Linked DNA regions of Mus musculus: region 2 is linked to region 1. A link is a loop called in an ENCODE intact Hi-C map of the cell type or tissue named here. Cell type or tissue: left cerebral cortex. All regions are shown on one strand.

Region 1 (2,500 bases):
CTATTTAGCCTCAGAATCTCCTCTTGAGCTTGACCTCACCTATGCTCTAGGGACACCCCCCAGTGTTGCTTACCACACATCCCTCCCTTCTGGGAGACAGCCACACTCAACAACCTGTGAGAGAAACCACATGCTTCTTATGGGTATGCATCTTAGATTGCATCAAATATGAAGCATCCTCCTAATTCTGGGTTTTCTCTTGGATAAGGTATAAATTCTCTATCCATCTCAGATCCTTAAAATAAAATCCATTCTGGGCATAATTTTGAATTGGCAGTACATCAAATGCTACAGCCAACATGATGCCTCTGACTGCCTTCAGGACCTGGGCCTCATAATCTAGACAGGAAGGGCCCTGCTGTAGTCTTATATTTGCTGCATGACAACATGAGCAAAAGGCACATACTGAGCTTGCTGGGCTGTTTTTTAACTAAACAGCAAGTATGGATGAGCTCACTGCTATTCAAGAGAGAGAACAAACAATACAGGGGAAAATGAGATAAAATACTATTTTTGGTATGGCTCAGCTATACCATTCCTGCATATAAACTCAAAGAACTCCAAGTCAATGTACCACAGAGGTACCTGCATATCCATGTGTATTTGTGTATTGTTGTTCTACCCATGATAGCAAGAAACGAAGCTGGTCTAGATATCCATCAACAGATAATTGGATAAAAAAAAATATGTTGTACATATACACAATGGAGTTTTATTCAGCCATAAGGGAAAAATGAAATGACATTTTCAGGAAAGTGGATGGAACTGGAATTCATTATGTTATTCAAAATAAACCAGACCTAGACAAATACCTTATATGTAGAACCAGGACTTAAATTCCTCTCTCTCTCTCTCTCTCTCTCTCTCTCTCTCTCTCTCTCTCTCTCTCTCTCTCTCTCTCTCTCTGCATGTGTGTGTGTATCTGTGTCTCTCTCTGTACCTGTCTCTCTCTGTCTCTCTGTATCTGTCTCTGTGTGTGTGTCTATGTGTCTGTGTGTGCCTGTCTCTGTGTCTGTGTCTGTGTCTCTGACTCTCTCTCTCTCTCTCTCTCTCTCTCTCTCTCTCTCTCTCTCTCTCTCTCTCTCTCTCTCTCTGCCTCTGTGTGTGAATGTGTGTGTGTGTGAGAGAGAGGTGGGGGGGACAAGAAAGGAGATCATGAAAAAGGAGAAAGAGAACTGAGGGTGGCTGGTAATACATGTAACATAAATGCAGAAGGGAATCTATAGAATCTATTAGTGTCCATTAGTGGGGTAAGAGGGACCAGCCTGAGGGGGATGGGGGTCAGGAGAGGTCAGTAGGAGGCCAACATAGTATAAAGATGTCATCATGAAACACATTACCCTGTAAACTAACTTAAAATGGTAACAAGAAACATTGCCCAGTAAAACGAATAAAAACATAGTCCACAGATCTCCAGCTCCCCTTAAACAATTTGTTAGCAACTTGTTTGCCATCTGGTAGAAGAAGAAAAAAAAACTGGGCCAAGCAGCTCAGCGGAATTTTTAGACCTTCCAGATTTGTTCTTCTTTTATTGCAGTGAAGACCTTTCCTTGTTTTGCTCTCGTTGTAAGGTTCTATGGAGAAGATGCTCTCCTGTAGCCTACTCTCATTTTCCATTAAACAGAGAGGAGTGTCTAGGTCTGTGCTGTCTAACATAGTAGTTACTAACTGCCTGTAGCTACCTACACTCTTATTAAAATGAAGCATGTGAAACTCTTAAGAAACAGAACCCTCCTGTGCATAGTGGGATCCACAGAGGACGGAGCAGACATGGAAGACTTCTGCCTTCACCAGAAGTCCTACCGCTCAGGGCTAGCTAGTCTCCCACTCCGATCATGGCTGATGAAAAGTCACTCTATAAAGGTGGTATGAGAAAGGGAACATTGCCACAGAGGATTTATAAAATGCATATCCAAAATGCCTTGCCCTTTTAACTATGGCTGAAATTCTTCATCTAGAGAGCGAAATGCAAGCTTCCCAGACAAAATGGAGGGGGTATGGCTGAGGTGAACATGTTTATGGGCAATGACAAGATCAAACGGGAAGCATCATAGATAAAATTATAGGAAGAAAATTATGATACATGAGAGGAACAGAGGGAATCCTCAGGGCAAACTCTAAAGGTGGTACCATCTGATTATATTAGGGATGTCATCAGTATGATCCTATATTTCCTGCACCAGCGTCTTCGGGATAACCCCTTGGAGTCAGCTATGATGGGGTAGTGAGCAAGGGTGAGGCTGGAGCACCTGGAGTAACAGTTTAGCTATGACAGTGGTAGGGCTGCGATCACCCCCACATCCATGAACATAGAGTTAATCTATCCATTCCTATATCAACAGGACATGAGCTGGTCATAGCCCAGACTAACCCTGAAAAGTTTTCAACATTTTTGTTCTTTAAGGTCTCAGCTATTTCTTCTTGTAGGTCCAATGTATAAATTAAACTGTGGTCTCTGTCCTAACACCTGAAACATGTGTATATTCTACCTTATATAGAA
Region 2 (2,500 bases), 610 kb before region 1:
CCTACACAGAGTCTGTTCTCCAGAAATTGTTAGTGATGTCCTTCACTGCTCTGCCTTCTGTCTCCCTCACAGGCTGCTGGTGCCGAATGCTAGATGCTTGTGAAGGGGCTAAGTTGAACGAGGAGCTGTTTGGGATCAGATGTCCCTCCTCTTTGTCTCCCAACTGCATTTGTCCTCGTTACAACTCAATATTGGCTACAGAGGGACTTGTTTTGGTTGGGGGCCAGCCCAGGGCTCCCTCTCAGTGCTAATGCATCAAGAACACTGACTCAGTAGCAAATCAAAGCAACAGCTGTCCCCACCTCCTTCTCTGCCACCCACTTCCCAGTCTCTCTGCTCCTCAGAATCTTAACTAAGTCTGTGATCATTCCCGCCCCCCCACCCCTCCAACCTACAGCAAGCCCACTTCTGCCTTCAGGTTTTTTCCTTCTAGCTCAAGAATAGGACACGCTCCTCTGCTTCTCTCCTCCCATCTAGTCTAACCCTTTTCTCTTCCACTTCACACTCAAGTGCCGGCTCCCATGACTGTGAACAGGGCATGCTCCATCAGGTAGATTCAGGAGAGCATTTGAATTCATATGTAAAAACATGTGCGTGTTGCACATGCACACACACACACACACACACACACACACACACACACACACACACACTACAGTCTTATTCACATGGCCACTGCTTTTAGCTCTTAGCAACACAACAATAGCCTCTGCCCTTCAAATTCTTCTTCTGGGGAAACTGAAGTCTGTAGGTAAGACTCCATGCCATCTGACAGAGCTGCAGAGATCTCTTCTTCATTTCACCCCAACTTCTCCAACCTGTCTGTTAGTTAATATTCCCTCACTTCCCTTAAGGTTTGAGGTCCTTCCCACGTATAGGATTAGAAGGAGCATAGATGTCACCAGATAGAAAAATCACAGTCCATAGTGGCACCTGACTCTCCAAGTTAGCTAGCCCACAAGACTCTATATGATGTGGTGATAAGAACAACAGACTAGAGTTATAACCAAGACTCCGCTGACTGCCTGTGGGACTTGTTCGAATTCTTACACTTCTTGGCGGTTTGGTTTTTCATAGTTACAAGAAGCAACTGCACTTGGGCTGTAGTTCAGCAGTTTGCACGTAGGCATGCTCACAGACACACATACGTAACAGTTTTGGACTGACTGCTACTTAAGACCTTGTCAGTTCTGAAAGTCTATACTTGTGAGAGTCATGGTGGAGAAACTATTTGGGGCAAATCAATTTTAACAGAAAGAGGAGAAAAGTTATTGCATTTAAGTGCCAGAGTCAGAGCAAGCTTTCTTCTCATCCTAACAGTGAATGATCTTAGGAGTAACCAGCTTTGGCCATTAGGGGTCAGTAGAAAATACTGATAGAATATGGAATCTGACTGTGGGGCTTAAGAACACACACACACACACACACACACACACACACACACACACACACACACACACACACCTACCTTCATAACATGATCAACCTTCACAGTTTTTTTTCCTAACATTTGCATATAAAGAATGTTTTCGAATGACTGGATTTTTGTTTACTTTTAATTTTCATGAGAAAAGAGTATTACACCAAGATCAGGTTTTCATTTTAATTCCCTCCTCACACCAAGATAGAGGAGCTAGTCAACTAGCCTGAAGGTGCTTCTCCTCATTTAGCCTGGAAAACCTTTTGTTTCCAACCTGCTGTGGAAGGAACCAAAAGATGTATGTGAAATTCATCATCATAAAACCTGTTGGAATCCAGACTTAGTCTCTCCTAACCTGACTCTGAGGTACTTTTAATAATGAGATGATACACTCCTCAACTCTTGAGTCCCTGGCCCAGGCTTTGTACCAAACCAAAGGGTTAATTACCATACTAGAAGTTCCATGGGGGAGGAGTGGAAATCTACCCTTCCCCCATCTGTTTCCACTTACATCTTCTGCTCCTCTTAGGAGAGTGAAATCAAGCCAGGAGAGAGTAATGACTTTAGGCCCAAGAGGCTTCTTGACAAACAAGGCTCCAGGAGGGAAAAACTAGACAGCAACAGAAATAATATAGGGAGAAACAAGAAGGAAAACCTTCTCTCAGCAACCCACTGACAGAGAGAAAACAGGGAGGGGAACAGGGAGACAGAGATCAGAGAGCAGCAGCCAAAGCATGACTGAGCTCCTGGGTTCTGAAGTGTTCCTGAGTGGTGGAACGGAGGGTGTCCGTGAGGACTTCATGATCTCACTGTGGACAGAATCCCATCCTAATGGGAAAAAAAGGAAACACACCTGAAAAAGCAGAGGGGCCCAGAATCAGAATTAACTCCCCTCTTAAGGCCCCGCCTCCCTCTGGCTATTCCCTAAGGTCACACAGGTATTAGCAAACAGGGATCTAAGAAAAGAAATAGGCGATGTGAGCCAGCAATGTAGCACAGGACAAGAATACATTGGTAGCTGTCAAAGGATGTCAACAGGGAGGAGTTTGGTAAATGTGGCACATTTGTGGCTGCCAAAGA

What was found. Hi-C counts contacts between places; a loop is a spot of excess contacts. Peaks named below come from ENCODE experiments on the same cell type or tissue, not always from the same donor. Only the 100,000 strongest peaks of a DNase experiment are listed, where the experiment ranks them.
Region 2: it touches region 1 in a loop (5-fold over the local background); 2 of 42 quality-filtered maps call a loop at or near these places.

Annotation. Positions count from the first base shown.
Region 1 is chr1:172,750,426-172,752,925 of GRCm38, reverse strand. No RefSeq gene overlaps it. Among named protein-coding and RNA genes, the nearest start is that of Crp, 54 kb to the right of the region's middle. In left cerebral cortex, no CTCF peak of the experiment used is centred here; DNase peaks (open chromatin) are centred at 245 and 1,500; H3K27ac peaks cover 393 bases.
Region 2 is chr1:173,355,739-173,358,238 of GRCm38, reverse strand. The region is part of intron 1 of Cadm3 (cell adhesion molecule 3); the gene reads left to right. It also overlaps a transcript of Aim2 not described here. Among named protein-coding and RNA genes, the nearest start is that of Cadm3, 11 kb to the left of the region's middle. In left cerebral cortex, a CTCF peak has its summit at 1,337 (motif pointing right); DNase peaks (open chromatin) are centred at 288 and 1,188; H3K27ac peaks cover 974 bases.